2 separate regions of the Homo sapiens genome follow, and region 2 is linked to region 1. A link is an interaction called in ENCODE POLR2A ChIA-PET data of the cell type or tissue named here. Cell type or tissue: PC-3. All regions are shown on one strand. Each heading gives the region's core, and the rest is flanking DNA. Links, peaks and the distances in the headings are about the cores only.

Region 1 (9,505 bases), core at 1,046-9,045:
CCTAGAATATCCTTGACAAAAATAAATGGATCCCTATACCAATACAAATAGAAAAAAATAACTGGAAATAAAGGAAACATTCCTTACTACAGCTCATTTCTTTTGGGAATTTTTAATAACTGTTCAGTTAGCTATAGGCAACTAAAAGTGGCCAGTGATATACAGGAGAAATTTTCAAGTAATGTATGCTATAATGTGTGCTATAATGTTGTTTATTAAAAGTTTCTTATCTCATTATATTAATTTAAAAGACTTTAAACATGCTCTCAAGAAGTTGTACAAATATAATACCCACAAAAGAGTAAACAAAAACTCCAAAGAAATGGAAATTTATCCATTTTTTAAAATGCTGAATTTGAGTTGGTCAAAGGTAGCAATTGATGAGTACAGTGGTTTCTGTGTACAATAATAAATAGAGAGAGAAAGATATTTATTGTAAGGTGTTGGCTCACACAGTTACAAAGGCTGAGAAGTCCCATAATCTGCCATCTATACCAGAAAAGCCTATGGTATATTTAAAAGACTTGAGAGCCAGCAAGCTGATGGTGTAGATTTCAGTCTGATTCTGAAACCTAGAATCAGGAGCACTTAGGACAGGATATTGATCCCAGCTCAAGCAGTTAGGCAGAGAAAATTCAACCTTTTTGATTTACTTGGATCCTCATATAGATTGGGTTGTGCCCATTTATACTGGGGAGGACCACCTGCCTCACTCAGTACCAATTCAAATGCTAGTTTCCTCTGAAAATAGCCTCACAGACAACCAAGAAATAATGTCCAACCAGATATCTGGGAATCCCATGGCCCAGTCAAGTTGACACATAAAATCAGTCATCACAATTTTAAAAATGCAATTTATTTTGCATATTGATTTTGTGTGCTACTCTCTTGCTGAACTTATTTATTTATTTATTTATTTATTTATTTATTTATTTTTCTTTGAGATGGAGTCTCGCTCTGTTGCCCAGGCTAGAGTGCAGCAGCACCATCTTGGCTCACCACAACCTCTGCCTCCTGGGTTCAATTGATTCTCCTGCCTCAGCCTCCCCAGTAGCTGGGATTACAGGCACCCGCCACCATGCCCAGCTAATTTTTGCATTTTTAGTAGAGACAGGGTTTCAACACGTTGGCCAGGGTGGTCTTGAACACCTACCTCTGGTGATCCGGCTGCCTCGGCCTCTCAAAGTGCTGGGATTATAGGTGTGAGACACCGTGCCTGGCCTTATTTATTAATTCTAATAACTTTTAGTGAATTTCCTTGGTTTCTCTATATAAAATACCACATTATCTGCAAATAGTGATAGTTCTACTTCTTCCTTTCTAATCCAAATGCATTTTTTCATTACCTAATTGCCCTTCCCCTGGTTAGAACCTCCAGTACTGTTAAATGTTAACTAGTGAGAACAAAAATCCTTATCCTGCTCCCGCTCTTATAAAAAAAAAAAAAGACATCCAGCCTTCATCATTAAGTATGATGTTAGCTACAGATTTTTTGTATCTGCCTTTTTCCATGTTGAGAAAAGTCTCTTCTATGCTAAGTTTTTTCATGAAAGAGTATTTGATTTTATCAAGTACTTTTTCTACATTTGTTGAGAAAATCTTGTGGGTATTTTTTTTGTTTTTTAATCTGTTGATATGATATGTTACATTACTCGATTGCTAGATAAGCCAACCTTGCATTTCTCAGATAAATCCAACTTAGTCATTGTGAAAGGAAAACAAATCTCAAGACCCTAAAATCACTAAGCCAAAGGGACCTGCATCAGGCAAATCTGCCTCCCATTTTATTTCTAAATGAGACAGCTATAAAAATTAAAAAGCTACCATACCTCCTTCACAATTTGTGAAGAAGGAAATTCTTTGGGGGCCTCAAAAATCTTTGCCCTAAAACAGATCTGTTGAATTTCACCTTGGCAATGTAATTTGATAGATTATCTTCACAGGTGCAGGACAAAGGACAGAACTCAAAGTCATCCCTCTGCTCACCCAGACAAATAATATATGCCTGTTTGCTTCCTCTGTCCTCTTGTTTATTTAAGAATGCAGATTCACTAAGCCAGACTAAGGCATAAGTGACTATTCCTCTATCTTCCTCATATGTAAATTGTGTTTTCAGTGAAAGGGTAATCAGAAACTCAAAAGAATGCAACAATTTGTCTCTTATCTACCTATGAACTGGAAGTCCTACCCCTACCACTCTCCCCAACTTTGAGTCATGTTGTCTCGCCTTTCTGGACAGAACCAATGTACCTCTTACACATATTGATTAATGTCTCTTGTTTCCCTAAAATGTATAAAACCAAGCTGTGAGCCAACTACCGTTGGCACGTGTCCTTAGGACCTCCTGAGGCTGTGTCACAGGTTTGTCCTTAATCTTGGCAAAATAAACTTTCTAAATTGATTGAAATCTGTCTCAGATACTTTTGGATCACATCATGAAGTATAATTATTTCTGTTTGTTGCTGGATTTGATTTGCTATTATTTTGTTGAGGACTTTTGTATCCATATTTATAAGAAATATTGGTCTGAATGTTTTTTCTCTTGCAAAGTCTTTTTATGATTTTGGTATGTCTAGCCTCAAAAAAATGTGGCACATATACACAGTGGAATACTATGCAGCCATAAAAAATGAAGAGTTCATGTCCTTTGTACGGACATGGATGAAACTGGAAACCATCATTCTCAGCAAACTATCACAAGGACAAAAAACCAAACACCACATGTTCTCACTCATAGGTGGGAATTGAACAATGAGAACACATGGACACAGGAAGGGGAACATCACACTCTGGGGACTGTTTTGGGTTGGGGGGAGGGGGGAGGGATAGCATTAGGAGACATACCTAATGCTAAATGACGAGTTAATGGGTGCAGCACACCAACATGGCACATGTATACATATGTAACAAACCTGCACATTGTACACATGTACCCTAAAACTTAAAGTATAATAATAATAAAATAAAATAATAAAAGATTACAACTTTTTCCTCTCGTTCTATTATTTGAAAGATTTTTTGAAGAATTGGTGAATTCAGTCTGCTTAACATAGTTGGAATAATTTCACACTGAAGGATCTAGGCCTGGTCTTTTCTTTGTGGGTAATCCTTTTATTACTGATTCAAACACTTTATTTGTTATAGTTTTATTCATATTGTATTTTCTCAAGTCAGTTTTAGAGTTTGCATGTTCCCAGGAATGTGTGCAATCCATCTAAATTATCTAATTTTTCAACATATGCAATATTCATAATATTCGGATAAGGTCTGTAATAATGTCTCCCCCGCTTTTATTTCTCATGCCAGTACTTTAAGTGCTTTCTCTCATTTTGTTTGTTTGTTTGTTTTAGTCAATCCTGCGAGAAGTTTGTTATTTTAATTGACCATTTAAAAGAAACAACTTTGGTTTCATTGATTTTTTTGTTTGTTTTTCTATTATCTATTTCATTAACTTCTGCTCTAATATTTATTGTTTTCTTTGCTTTCAATTTAGTTTTCTCTTCTTTTTCTTGTGTAGTAAGATAGAAGTTTAGATTATTGATTTGAGATCTTTCTTTTTTCTGCATATAGTTAGTTGTAACTATCAATTTCCCTCTAAGTATTGCTGTAATTGCATTTGATACATTTTGATATGATGTGTCTTCAGTTTTATTTATATCAAAGTATTGTCTAATTTCTCTTTGATTTGGGAAATTTTCAGCCATTACTTTTTCAAATTTTTTTCTCTTCATTTTCTTCTCTTTCTGGTAGTGCTATTATGTGTGTTGTATTAGTCCATTTTCATGCTGCTCATAAAGACATACTCAAGATTAGATAATTTACAAAAGAAAAAGGTTTAACTGTACTCACAGTTCTACATGGCTGGGGAGGCCTCAAAATCACGGCAGAAGGCAAGGAGAAGCAAGTCACATTTTATGTGGATGGTGGCAGGCAAAGAGAATTTTTGCAGGGGAGCTCTTCTTTTTAAAACCACCAGATCTTGAGAGACTCATTCACTATCATGAGAATAGCGTGGGAAAGGCCCACCCCCATAATTCAATTACCTCCCACAGAGTTCCTCCCATGACACATGGGAATTGTGGGAGTTATAATTCAAGATGAGATATGGGTGAGGACACAGCCAAACCCTATTATGCATATTGGAGTATTTAAAGGATTCTCTGAGGCTCTGTTCATTTTCCTCCATTCTTTTTTCTCTCCATTCTTTGGATTACATAATTTCTACTGATTTATCTTCAATTTTGCTAATTCTTTCTTCACCGATTCCAATCATTTCTTCATCAACCCTAGTAAATATTTTATTTTAGTTATACTTTCAACTCCAGATTTTTTTCCAATAATTTTTCTCTATATTTTCTGAGGCAACGTAGTGATTACATCTTCCTTTGCTTCTTTAATCATTATTTCTTTTAGTTTTAGTTATTTGAAAATATTTATAATATCTAGATGTCTCTTCCTGTTAAATCCCACATCTGGTTGCTCTCATCAACAGCTTCTATTTCCTGCTTTTTCTAAGTGTATGATTATATTTTCTGGTTTTATTGCATGTCTCATAATTTTGTGTTGGAAAGTAGGCTTTTTAGATATTATATTGCACCAACACTTGGAATCCCCTCACCCCACTGAGAGGGTTGGCTTGTTATTGCTGCATGTTTGTCTATTTGTTTAGTGACTGGCTGAACTGGTCTATTATCTCTTCCCCCTTACCTCCCACCCCCACCCACCCCACTGCCTACCATGGCTATGTTTAACCTGGGATGATGCTCCTCAGGAAACTGCAGCTTAGTCACCTTGAAATGACCATTTTTTTGGCAGGGCTTTTTTTGCTGCTTTCCCTGACCACAACCAGCTGTGAAGCTCCAATAATTGCTGAGTGACTGTTCTATTGTTTTCAACAATTTTCTAAAGCCTAAATTGCTCTAGATATTAATTCAATCAAATTTACACTCCTTTGAAGGAACAACTCTTTAGGTCCACATTTGATATTCATGCTTTCCCCAGAAGGAATTCTCCCAGTAGGTTTTTCCCACTCTCTCTTGCAAACTGGTTGGGACAAATTTAGACCATACCTTCACCAAATCTGCTAATCACTTTTCAGTTGTACTCAACCTCAATGTCCACTGTTATTAAGCGTACCTATTGGCTTGGCCTTTACATCTTGCTGCAAATGAAGTCAGGACTTTGGGAAGAAATTAGGAGTTATCAGCTTTAGGTCCTGCTTCTTCCCCCAGGCAAAACCTTTGAGTCAGGGCTCTAGATCTGAGGGTGGGGACAATGCCACTCTTCAGTCTAAGTGATACCCATGCTTCAGGAACTGAGCACTCACTAGAGGCAGGCAGAAGCCTGAGGTCTTCTCTTTTTGCTTCTCCTGGCATAGAATCACCACTTTACAAGCAACGAAAAGCATGATCAGCGCCCTGTTGCAGCCGGATGGGTTCTTCTTGCCCACTGCACAGAATTACCCAATACGCAGAGACAGCAGGTGTTTGCAGTAAAGAAAGAGTTTAATAATTACAGATTCAGCTAAATGAGAACATGGGAGATAGTTCTCAATTCTGCCTTCCTAAGAATTCAGAAGTTAAAGTTTTTTTTTTAGGGATATTTTGACAGGCTAGGGAATGGGGAATGCTGACTGGTTGGGTCATAGGCAAAATCATAGGAGTGTCAAACCTGTCTTTGTGCGCTGAATCAGTTTCTGGGTGGGGTTCACAGGACCAGTTGAGTGAGTTCCTTGGTATGGGACACAAGTCTGGTTGGTGTCAGTTGGTTCATCAGAATGCAAGGTCTGAAAAATAACTTGAACATCAGTCTTAGGTGTTGCAATAGTGACCCTATCCATAGGAGTAATTTGGAGAAGTTTTCAATCTTGTAACCCCTAGTTAGGTGACTTTCTGAGCTGTAAGCAATTATGGAAAAGCAAACAAACAATGGCTGGTTATCACTGAACTTCTGCCTAAGTCTTAACAAAATTCAGGCCTTTACCACAATTCTAGCTTTGTAGGCTTTCATTAATGCTATATAGACAGTTTCAGTCCTAAAGCAAGGAAGGGACTAGTACTGAGAATAAACAATCTCATTATTATATTTGTTTTAAAATTAAGCTAGAAACCAAATTCCTCCCATAGTTAGCTTGGTCTACATACAGCAGTGAGCAACGTGGTCAACTTGTGAGTTTTGAAGAACAGTAAAGTGTTATGTTAAATTTCTCTCACTGTTATAATTTTGTCAAAAGCAGTTTCTGCCCCCATATTCTTAGTGATAATGTGCCAAAGACAGAGTGAGAGTTAGTTTTAGCAAAGGAGTCCCCACTTTTCAAGTGCACTTTCCCAAAACTCAGACTGAGCAGGCAGCTGGGGAAGGATGAGAAATTCTGACATCCTGCTCTTCCCAGGGAAAACAACAACAACAACAACAACAACAACAAAACCCTGTGATGGGGAGCAGGGTAGAAAGAAAGCACTGTGATCTCCAATGTAGTGGTTTGGGGTGGCATTATCAGCTGCAGGTGGGGATTGGGAAGAAGTAATTTTGTTTTAAATACCATTGACTCTGACTTTTCTTACCAAATTTTTGTTAATTTTCTTGACTGGATGTTTCTTCATTTATTGTATGCTCTTAAGATCATGTCCATGGCTTTAAATTGTTGTATCTTTTTAAAAAATATTTTTTATCAGTTTCACTAGGGAGAAGGTCCACAGAACGCCTCATATCAACATGCCAGAAGTTGGTCTGTATCTACTGTTTCTTAATATTATACACTTCCAGTCTTCAGCAAGCAGGTTAGTGTAGACATTATTTATTGTATCTAAAAGTCTAATCCTTTTCTCATTACCTTACCTTTGCTTATCCTGTCCTTTTACCCAATGTTTATATTTAGTCTTTTATAATTTTAGCGTCTACCTAGATCTTATCCATCTTTAAAATTGGGCCTCTTCCTCCAGCAAAGCTTCTATTGACAGCTCTAATGCGTGCTGGTTTTGATATTACTTTGTATATAATAATATAATTTTATTATTTAAAGCCCTATATAATTCACTAATTGTTGATATATGTACTTGTTACCTGAATTAAATTATAAGCCCTTTCCAGGTGAGAACATGATTTAAACTTCTCTTGAATTATACTATATGAAAGTATGTGGAAGTGAATGACTTTGTCAGACATCATTGAACTATGTGAATCAAGTCACCATAGCACTTCAGTTTTAGAATGTTAAACACGTGATTAATAACATGGATATTAATATCTACCTCTTTATATATGTGCTTTTATATACATATATGTCCAGATCCAGGAGAAACAAGGAAATATGGTGTTTTCTGGAAAATAGAATATGTCAAGAAGAGATTTGTTGAAAATAAATCAAACGGAGTGATTTAGGTATTTGAATTTTATGGCATGTTTAGGAATTGTATTAAACTTCTGTGGAAAAAAACAAGAAACATATCGATGCAGATAAACAGATATAAAGGTCTAGAAAAAAAATTTATTAAACTTGATTAAGTCATCTTAACAAATGAGGATCAGAGAGATACTTTTTCTCTAATTAGTTTAGTTTAGATATAATAGAAGGATGGAAATTACCTGGGTTTAAATGCATGTTTCTTTAAAAGATATTCTGTACAAATTATAATCAAGATATATATTTCGTGTAGTTTTTTGTTTGTTTGTTTGTTTTGAGATGGAGTCTCCCTCTGTCGCCCAGACAGGAGTGCAGTGGCACGATCTCGGCTCACTGCAGGCTCCACCTCCCGGGTTCACGCCATTCTCCTGCCTCAGCCTCCCAAGTAGCTGGGACTACAGGCGCCCACCACCACTCCCAGCTAATTTTTTATTTTTATTTTTTTTTTAGTAGAGACGGGTTTTCACCGTGTTAGCAGGATAGTCTCAATCTCCTGACCTCGTGATCCACCCCGCTTCGGCCTCCCAAAGTGCTAGGATTACAGGTGTAAGCCACCGCACCCGGCCAAATTTGGGTGTGTATGTGTGAGTGTGTGTCTGTGTGTGCATGTAGATTTATTTTACTTAACAATTCATCATTTTGCTGTTTCTTATAGTCATGGAGGAGAGATTTTCTTTCTAACATAATATAGGACCAGAAGCCATGAAAGTAAGTGTTAAATAAAGTTTATATTTTTTAAATTATATATATATAATTTATATATAATATATAACAATATTATAAATAAATATGATTTATAAACGTTAATGTTTTATATAAAATATATATTATCTATGGAATTTTTATATTATACATTTATTATATATAATATATGTAATGTTCTAAAAATTTATAGCATAAAAATGACTATAGAAGTCAAACATACGTGAAGATTTGCATAAAAAAGTGTTACAAATATGACAATGGAATGGTTTCCTTAATATACAAAGATTGTTTTTAATAAATACATAAGCAAGAAAATTAACCAATAGAGAAATGTCAAGACCATAATGGTAAATTTCATTAGGTTTTCACAATAATTTTTTTTTCTCTCCGCGTTTTTTTCCATGCCTTTATACGCCATTGAACTTGGTCTTGGCTATGTGATCTATTTTTTCAATCTAATTTAAAAGGATATATTGTCACAACTCCAAAGTCCCCATCTGAACAGACACTTTAGATGTTATTGTGTATCTTGACAGGTATCTTCTTGCTCTGCTCCCCAGTCATGAGAACTAGAAATTGTAGATAGTGACTATGCCTGTTACCTGTGTTTCAAAATGAGAAGATTTACAGAGCTAAGCCCAGCAAAGCCAGAGTAGACCATGTATTTATGTAACATGAGCAAGAAACAAATGTGTTTTGTCACAAAATACTGAGATATGGGATTGTTTGTTATCACAGTAAAAGCTGATTTATGTAATTTCAAACTCCAAGTTCAAAGAAAAATAAATACGAATAGCTAGTTAATAGAGGAAAATATGCTCAACTTCACTCACTTTACATAATTCAAATTAAAATACCAATGAGATATATATATTTTGAAACACTAACCAATTAAGCTAGGGTTTATAACCAATGTTGACAAAACTCTAGAAGAATTAAGCATTCACAAACATTTTTGTGGAAGTTTAAATTCGTTCAATCTTTTATTTTAAAAGTGTATACCATAAGAGCTAGCAATTCCATATTTGGGAATTCATCCACCCATAATTTCAAACATATACACGAAGATATATGTGAAGTGCTACTCATTACATAGTTCGTTTAATAAATACAAAAGAAGAATAATGAAAAAGGAAGAGAAGAAGGAAAGTTAAAGGAATAGGAGAATGGTTAAATATATTAGGCATTAACTATACTATGGAAAAAGATATAGCATATAATATGCTGTTAATTTTTAAAATCAAATTGCACAACAGTGTGACAATATAATCTCATTTATTTGTGAAACCTTGATACGTGCAAATAAATTATCTGAAAAGATGCTTAAGAAATTGTTTTAAAGTATTTACATTCAGGGAATGGTCTTATGACGCTGCTAGTGCCATTGTGAAGTAACTT
Region 2 (9,505 bases), core at 1,025-9,024, 1.2 Mb before region 1:
TGACGTTTTTGTTTTTTGAACTATTTTTCAGAACTATGAAAATTAATACTAGCAAATACTTCTTTTAATTTCTAATAGCATCAAAAACAATGAAACACTTATAGATAAATTTAACAAAGAAGTACAAAATATGTATACCAAGAACTATGAAACATTGTTGAACAAAATTAAAGAAAATTTAGGTAAATGGAAAGTCATATTGACTTAATGAAGTTGAAAACAGTACTGTTTAGATGGTGATATATCATCCCCTTACTTAAAACCAAATGTATTCTCATATCATACATAAAAGCATGAAAATATAAGAACAAATATTTCTTAGCTTTGCTAATCGCACAATTATTGGAGAAATCTAATTTGTCCAATGATTTATATTAACTAGTAATAGGATCGCAAGGCTTTCCCCATATAGGTAAACTCAAATTCAAAGACTTGAATTTTCGCATCAACGTTCATCAGGGATATTGGCCTGAAGTTTTGTTTTCTAGTTATGTCACTGCCAGGTTTTGGTATTCAAGATGATACTGGCCTCACAAAATGAGCTAAGTATAAGTCTCTTCTTTTCAATTCTTTGGAATAGTTTCAGAAAAATGGTACTAATTCCTCTTTGTACCTCTGGTAAAATGTTGTTGTAAATCTGTCTGGTCCTGGGCTTTTCTTTGGTTGGTGGGCCATTTATTACTGCCACAATTTCAGGACTTGTTATTGGTCTATTCAGGGATTCAACTTCTTCCTGGTTTAGTCTTGGGAGGGTGTATGCATCCAGGAATTTATCCATTTCTTCTAGATTTTCTAGTTTATTTGTGTAGAGGTGTTTATAGTATTCTCTTATGGTTATTTATATTTCTGTGGGGTCAGTAGTGATATTCCCTTTATCATTTTTTATTGTGTCTATTTGATTCTTCTCTTTTCTTCTTTATTAGTCTAGGTAGTGGTCTATTTATTTTTTTATTTTTTATTTTTTTTCAAAAAACCAGCTCATGGATTCATTGATTTTTTTTGAAGGCTTTTTCATGTCTCCATCTCCTTCAGTTCTGCCCTCATCTGTGTTATTTCTTGTCTTCCGCTAGCTTTTGGATTTGTTTGCTCTCGCTTCTCCTGTTCTTTTTGTTGCAATGTTAGCGTGTCAATTTGAGATTTTTCTAGCTTTCTTATGTGGGTATTCAGTGCTATAAATTTTCCTCTTAACACTGCTTTAGCTGTCTCCCAGAGATTCTGGTACCTTGTCTCTTTGTTCTCATTGGTTTCAAAGAACTTCTTGGTTTCTGCCTTAATTTCATTATTTACCCAGGAGTCATTTACAAGCAAGTTATTCAATTTCCTTGTAACTGTGTGGTTTTAAGTGAGTTTCTTAAACTTGAGTTCTATTTTGATTGCACTGTGGTTTGAGAGACTGTTTGTTATGATTTTGGTTCTTTTATACTTCTTGAGGATTGTATTACTTCTAATTATGTGAATAATTTTAGAGTAACTGCCATATGTCACTGAGAAGGCAGTATATGTTGTTGTTTTGGGGCAGCATATGTTGTTGTGTTCTGTATATATCTCAGTTCCACTAGATCCAGAGCTGAGTTCAAGTCCTGAATATCCGTGTTAATTTTCTGTCTTGACAATTTGTCTAATATTGACAGTGGGATGTTAAAATCTCCCTCTATTATTGTGTGGGAGTCTAACTGTCTTTGTAGGTCTCGAATCTGGTGCTTCAGTATTGGGTGCATATATATTTAGGAGTGTTAGCTCTTCTTGCTGAATTCATCCCTTTACCATTATGGATTGCCTTTCTTTGTCTTTCTTGATCTTTGTTGGTTTAAAGTCTGTTTTGCCAGAAAGTAGGATTGCAAACTCTGCTTTTTTCTGCTTTCCATTTGCTTGGTAGATCTTCCTCCATCCCTTTATTTTGAGCTTATGTGTGTCTTTGCATGCAAGATGGGTTTCTTGAATATAGCACACCAATGGGCCCTGACTCTTTATCCAACTTGCCACTCTGTGTTTTTTAATTAGGGCATTCAGCCCATTTACATTTAAGGTTATGTGTGTATTTTATCCTGAAATCATGCTATCTGGTTATTTTGCACACTAGTTGATGCAGTTTCTTCATAGTGTCGTTGGTCTTTGTACTTCAGTGTGTTTTTGCCATGGTTAGTACCAGTTTTTTCTTTCCATATTTAGTGTTTTCTTCTGATCTGTTGCAAGGCAGCACTGGTGGTGACAGATTCCCTCAGCATTTGCTTGTCTGAAAAGGATTTTATATCTCCTCTCCTTATGAAGCTTAGTTTGTCTGGATATGCAGTGCTTGGTTGGAAATTCTTTTCTTTAAGAATGCTGAATATTGGCCCCCACTCTCTTCTGGCTTGTAAGGTTTCTGCTGAGAGGTCCACTGTTAGTCTGAATAGCTTCCCTTTGTAGGTAACCTGGCCTTTCTCTCTGGCTGATCTTAACATTTTTTTTCCTTCATGTCGACCTTAGAGAAGCTGATGATTACGTGTCTTTGGGTTGATCTTCTTGTGGAGCACCTTACTAGGGTTATCTAGATTTCCTGAATTTGAATGTTGTTCTGTCTTTCTAGCTTGAGGAACTTCTCCTGGATGATAGCCTGAAGTCTGTATTCCAACTTGATTTTACTCTCCCTATCTTTTTCAGGTACTCCGATCAGTCGTAAATTCAGTCTTTTTACATAGTCCCATAGTTCTTGGAGATTTTGTTTGATCCTTTTAATTCTTTTTTCTCTAATCTTGTTTGCCTATCTTATTTCAGCAAGACTGTCTTCCAGTTCTAATATTCATTCTTCTGCTTTATTGATTCACCTATTGACACTAGTGTTTGCATCACAAAGTTGTCATGCTGTGTTTTTCAGCTCCATCATGTCATTTATGTTCCTCTCTAAGCCAGTTATTTCTAGTTAGCAGCTCCTGTAACCTTTTATCATGGTTCTTAGCTTGTTTGCATTGGGTTAGAACATGCTCCTTTATCTTAGAAAAGTTTGTTATTACCCATCTTCTGAAGCCTACTTCTGTCAATTTGTCTCTCTCATCCTCCTTTCAGTTCTGTACCCTTGCTGGAGAGGTGGTGTGATCATTTGAAAGGGAAGAGGCACTCTGGCCTTTTGTGGTTTGAGCATTTTTTTCATTGATTCTTTCTCAAGTTCATGAGTTTGTCTTGTTTCAATCTTTGAAGCTGCTGACCTTTGGATAGGGTTTTTCTAGGGACTTTGTTGTTGCTGTTGTTGTTGCTTTCTGTTTGTTTATTTGTTTGTTTTTCAACAGTCAGATCCATCTTCTCTAAGCCTGCTGCAGTTTGCTGGGGGTTCCCTTCAGGCTCTATTCATCTGTGTCCCTCCTGCACCTGGGGACGTCCCCTGAGGAGGCTGAAGAACAGCAAAGATGGGTGCCTCCTTCATCCTCTGGGATCTCTGTCCTCCAGGGGCATTGACCCAATGGCAGTAGGAACTCTCCTGTATAAGGTGTCTGGTGACCCCTGATAGGGCGTCTCACTCATTCCGGGGGCATGGGATCCAGGACCTGCTTTAGAAAGCACTGTGGCTGTCCCTGGGTGAAGGGGGTGTGCTGCACTGGGGGAAACCTGCTCATCTGTGCTGCCTGGATTCCTCAGTGCTAGCAAGGGGAAAGACTAAGTCTGCTGGTCCGTGATCATGGCCACCCCTCTCCGTAGGGGCTCAGGCCGAGGGAGATAAGAATTCTGTCCCTACTCCCCTGGCTGGACTTGCTGGAGCTCCTGCAGGGAGGACTCATCCAGTGAGGAAGGTTGGGTTAGGGTCCGGCCTGACGAGGAAGTCTGACCACAGTCCGCCACAGCCGGTGTGCTACGTTGTGTGGAATACCTCTTGGGATTAAGCTGTCCAGTCTCTTCAGCACCAGCAGGGAATAAAACAGCCACCTGGAGCTGTAGTGATGGGTGCTGCCCTTCTCTCCCAAGAGTTCAGTATCTTAGGCAGCTAGCAGCCACTGTGATGGCTGTCATCCCTCCCGCAAGATGCTCAGTTTTCTTATGCAGCTGGCAGTAGCAGTAATGATGGCTGCCCCTCCTGGACAATTGGTAGCCTTAGACAGAATTGTAGCCTTAGACAGAATCCAGCCAAGTGGCTGTTGAGAATCTGTGTGGCTCTGGGGTGGGGATTAAAGGCCCTGGTTGTATGGGCTCATGAGTGGGATCTCCTGATTTGTGGGCTGCATAGATCCATGGAAAAAGCACTTTTTCCCAGTCTCAGTAGCACGCTCACTCACCACCTCCCTTGGCTGGGGATGGGAGCTCCCCTTGCCCCATGTGGCTCTCAGGTGGACTGACATACCACCCTGCTTTTTCTTGTTTTTCGTGGGTCACACTAACTGCCTAGTCAGTCCTTATGATAAAACCTGGATACCTCAGTTGCCGGTGCAGGATTTGCATGCTGTTTTGGTTCTTCTCAGTGCAAGCCTCCAACCACAGCAGCTTCTAGTCTGCCATCTTGGTCCCACCTCTAAAATATTTTTGATTATGGCATAAATCTGTGTTAGTTCATTCTCAAGCTGCTAATAAAGACATACCTGAGACTGGATAATTTATAAAGGAAAGAGGTTTAACTGACTCACACTTTAGCATGGCTAGGGAGGCCTCAGGACACGTACAATCTTGGTGAAGGCGAAGCAAACACATGTCCTTCCTCGCATGATGGCAGGAAGGAGAAGAATAAAAGACATGGGGAAAGCCCGTTATAAAACCTTCAGCTCTTCTGAGAACTTACTCACTATCACAAGAATAGCATAAGGGAAATCACCGCATGATTCAATTACCTCCCATCTGGTCCCTCCCATGACACTTCGGGATTATGGGAGCTACAATTCAAGGTGAGATTTGAGTGGAGATACACCCAAACCATATCAAAATTTAATCTTGTCGTGAGGCTTTTTTATATATCACATTTTATCTAATATATTTTCATCAATGAAACTGGCATATTATTCTCTTTTCTCAAAATATACTTGCCAAGTTTTTATATCAAGTTAGCTCTGGAATCATAAATCGAGGAGAGTTTTATATTTTCCACTTCTTTGGATATATTTGCATGACATTAACAATAATTAATTCTTACTTCATTGTACAATTTATCAGTAAAGCCATCTGGGACTGATATTTTCTTCAAGGAATATTTTTATTAAATATTTAATTTTATAATAAACAGGCTTATTATATTTTGTTCCAATCTTATTTTTTAATAATATGTTTATTTAATCTAAATTTTCAAAGATATTGGCTCAATTTTTCTCTAATATTGTTTTTCTGTCTTTTCACTATCAGGAAGATATGTAGTAACACCTTTTTTTTTTTCTTGATATTACTCAATGCTTGCTCTTTTCAATTGCCAATCTCATTAATGTTATTAGTTTTTTGAATATACCAACTTTTGGCCTTTTTATTCTATTTTATTGTTATATTCCCTTTTATTAATATCTGACCTTGTTTTTATTATTTCTTTTATTCTATTATTCTATTACATTATTCCACTATTCTTTTCTGTGGTTAATTTTGCTCTTTATTACTACCTTCTGGGAAGGATGATTGCTTCAATTATTTTTAGCCTATTTTTGCAATCTGTGAATTTAAGGCTATACATTTTCCTACAAGAATATCTTTAGAAGATACAATAAGCCATATTTTTTAATGCAACTATTATCAGGTCAGGATATTTTTTAATTCTCATCACTGTTTCTTCACTGTACATGAGCTTTGTGGCCTTGTCCTTTTCATCATCTTTTGAAAACTCTCACCATTATCTCCTTGGGTATTTTTACCTTCTCTTCTTTCTTTAACTCCATATACACTTGATCTCTAAGTCTCTTTTCAATATTACCTATATTTATTCTGTTCTTTTTTGTATTTTCATTATTCTGTGATTTTGAAATTTGTATGATTATTTTCTTGTAATATTTTCAAGTTTACTACATTCTCCTCGGTGAACTCTAATTAGCTGTCAAACACCTTCATTCAAGTTTTAATTTTTCTGTTGTAGAATTTTGGTTTGCTCTTTAGGAGCTTCCAGTCCTCTATGAGCTTTTTCAGTATTTTATAGTCTTACACATATTAATAATATCTACTGAAGCTTCTGCCTCGTGAGCCTGTTTTCTTGCTCTATAAATTTCTTTTATCTGTGGTTTCTCTTTGTTTTAAATGCATATGGTCCTTTTTTGGGGGGGGGCAGGGTTGATTAATTTTCATATATGTACAAAAATTAAAGAAAAAAACCCTGAGGTCTGGATAATATTTTTATTTGAGAATTTACATTTATATCTTAGAAGCTGCTTAAGTAACTGAAGCTTCATATCAGTCTCTCCATCAACTTTACTTTTGGTTTTCTTTGCCACTAAATTGTGGCCTCTCATGTTCCCTGCTCAAAGTACACAGTTTCATAATTTTTCTATATTTGCAGTCTAACTGTATTCCTCCTATTCCTACCAGACACTCAAAAGTTTCAACTAGATTCTTAACCTCTGATCAATTAGTTTATTTTTGAAATGAAAGATTCCCATACAAGAAAGACAGACTCAATGCTAGGCTCACCCTTATAAATTTATATGTTAGTCTCAAATCTTGTCATCTTTGCTGCTTTCTTAACTCTCAGATTCTTTGCATCAATATTTTAACAATCTTGGTCAGCTTTTCTGGTTGTTGTCAGTGGGAATTTTTTATTCAAATCAACAAATACACTAACCCTATATAGCAGAATCCCTGAATCACCCTATTTTAGCTAAATTACCGTTTTTTTTCAATCCAGGTGAGGCCACATATCTAAAGAGATGTATGAAGAAGGGATATGTGTAAATTCTCGCCCCTGTATTGAAGTAAGAATGTTCTTATCTTTTTTACTCTTTCCTCCTAAAATCTAGGCAGGGCAGTAACACAGCTTTGGCCATGCACATGGGGAAAGCACCCTTAACTGATACTGTGAAGAAACAACATAGAAGAAAACCGTGCCTTATTTGACCTTGTAGAATATAATCTGATTGCTCATCTCTAGACTACAATGTGGGTAGGTAATGCAATTGTATAGATTTACAATAGTACATGTTGAGATGTTCTCTTTACAACAGCTTGGTCTTTAATCAAATAAATACAACATCCAGATAGAATGCTGAGTAGGGGACTGAGTATCTTTCTGCAGTTCACAAAAGAGGTCTGCACTGGAGATAGAAATGCAAGAACCATCATATCTAGAGCTTATTTAATGCCATAATGCTGAACGATATAACAGATACTATATCATTCTTCTATATGTATCTACATACAGAAGAAAACCAGTCATTCATCCAGGGGACATATAAAAATTGAGTTGAGTACAAATAAACACAAAGGTTTGAGAAGAAAAGGCATTTGAGATTAAAGGAGACACAAGACTCAGGATATCTCAGTATCCAAAGGAAGAAGTTTAAAAAAGGGGGGTATGTCGACAGTATCAAATGTTGCTGAAACAACTGTATAAAAATAAATCATAAATTTCACGTGAGGATCATTAATTATATTGTTATGTGCTGTTTATTTTAACAAAATGGTAGCCTGCAAACCTGATGGGCATTGATTAATAAAAGTATAAGAATAAGGAAAATGGAGAAAGCTGTCAATATCATTATTTTGAAGAGTTTTAGTGCTAATGTGAGCAGAGGGACAAGACAGGTCTTGGAAGAGGAGGTGGTTTTAAAGAATATTTTCCATTAAATACAGCTGACATCATGTTCTATAAACTGATGTTCTAAAACTGATGGGGATAACACACACAAAAAGGGAAAAGTTGAGGAGTAGTCTTTGGTTAGATAGGAAAGGTTCATTGTTTTAATAGAAGGAAAATAAAGTTTATGAATAGCAGATGGAGGTATATTGTAGGCTTAATAATGAAGATATAGAAAAAATCTTTTATGATTGTTGTTACTCTTTTAGAAAATAAGAATAAAGGTAAATATTTGAGATAAAGCAGGGAGGAATAGATGTTGGAGGTTGGAGAAGAATGGGGAAAATATTAAAGAGTAAAATAGGCGATTAAAACAGCTGAGAAACTAAGGAATACACACAAGCTTCTAGGCTTTTAGACTACTTGAAATTATATGGGCAGGAACTTATAGTAAAACCAACATTTTCTATTTTTTCCCTAGATAGAATTTGAGAGGAATAATAGATTTAATCAGGTTAGGATTTTTGCCAGTTTAGTAGAATGTTTGGAGCAAGGGACAAAGAAGCTGTTGATAGACTCAATGTAATGATGGACAACAGAATCTAAGTCAGGATTTTTTTAAAAGCAGGGATTTGAGGAGAATCAGAAAGACTAAAAAGTGGCATATCCAAGATTGGACATCCTGATTGAGTCAAGAAATGATTGGATTCAGAGTCTTGGAACCAGATAAGGTAAACGAGAAAAATAAAAGACAATGGTTAGAAAGGATAATCTGCAACAGTGCATGCAAATGTCAAATGTAACATGAGATTCAACTTTCAATTTATTTTTAGTGATGTATACTTAGTATTTCCAACAGATTAATTGATGGCCTAGGTTTGGGGTGTTCTGATAAAGTTTTTATCTTCTGTTTTATTTCTTAAAGTATTTTAATTGACATATGAAAATGGTAAAACATATGACTTCTAAATAGATGACATCTTCACAGAGAAATCTTTTTCAATATTTATTTTTATATAAAGCAAAACTGGTTCAGTTTTTAAGCATAATTTTCATATATTTAACTCTGTAATTTTCATTCAGATTTTGTTCTTCCTTTCCTCTTTAGCAACTTCACAATTTATATTTCACATAGACAGGAAGTTCTTTTTCAACTCACTATGATTTTTCATGTAAATTAATCATATGAATTATTATTCTTATTATTATACAAAGGAATGATACCATTCCTTTGAATATAGCTATTTGTTCACTCTGGATTTTTTATGATCTGACTTTTGCAATCTTATGATCTTTGAATTTGTTCTTATGATAAGCTTGATAAAAATAATATACATTTATGATAATATATAAATAATGAAGTATGCTAATCAAGATGTCCATAGGCTTTTATTTCTTTATTTTATATTTATAAGAATAATAATGTGGAATTTCTGTCTCATAAAATGACTCAGCCTACTCCTGAAATATTATTATTCAGGCATTGTAAGACACTTTGTCACAGCATGCCTGCATTCATATATCATATTACATTTTATATGAAAATTGTAATCAAGCCATTGGTATTAAAGAGTTTCCCAAATTAGAAATGCAAAATATGCTTCAGATTATAAAACTCCTTCTTGAAAAGATTGGACCAGAGACAGGCTGTTCTCTTCAGTACCTTTCCTTACGCCTTTAAAGTTTAGATATCTAGCCAGTAATAACGTTCTGTGTCTTCTCAAAAGAGGCTCTTCAGTAACTTAATAGATTAGTGATGGGATTCAATGCTACCTGGTACTTTGCCTTTAATGCTATTCTTTCCATTTTACTTCATATCTCTGAAATTGCTTCCGACACCCATCAGCATGT

Evidence for each region. ChIA-PET counts read pairs that join two places held together with the same protein. Peaks named below come from ENCODE experiments on the same cell type or tissue, not always from the same donor. Only the 100,000 strongest peaks of a DNase experiment are listed, where the experiment ranks them.
Region 2: POLR2A ChIA-PET joins it to region 1 with 15 read pairs; 2 of 35 experiments call an interaction of 5 or more read pairs at or near these places.

Annotation. Positions count from the first base shown.
Region 1 is chr3:84,816,322-84,825,826 of GRCh38, forward strand. All of the region lies in intron 8 of LINC00971 (long intergenic non-protein coding RNA 971), which reads right to left. Among named protein-coding and RNA genes, the nearest start is that of LINC00971, 49 kb to the right of the region's middle. In PC-3, for the core only: no CTCF peak of the experiment used is centred there; a DNase peak (open chromatin) is centred at 4,760.
Region 2 is chr3:83,646,139-83,655,643 of GRCh38, forward strand. No RefSeq gene overlaps it. Among named protein-coding and RNA genes, the nearest start is that of LINC00971, 1.2 Mb to the right of the region's middle. In PC-3, for the core only: no CTCF peak of the experiment used is centred there; no DNase peak of the experiment used is centred there.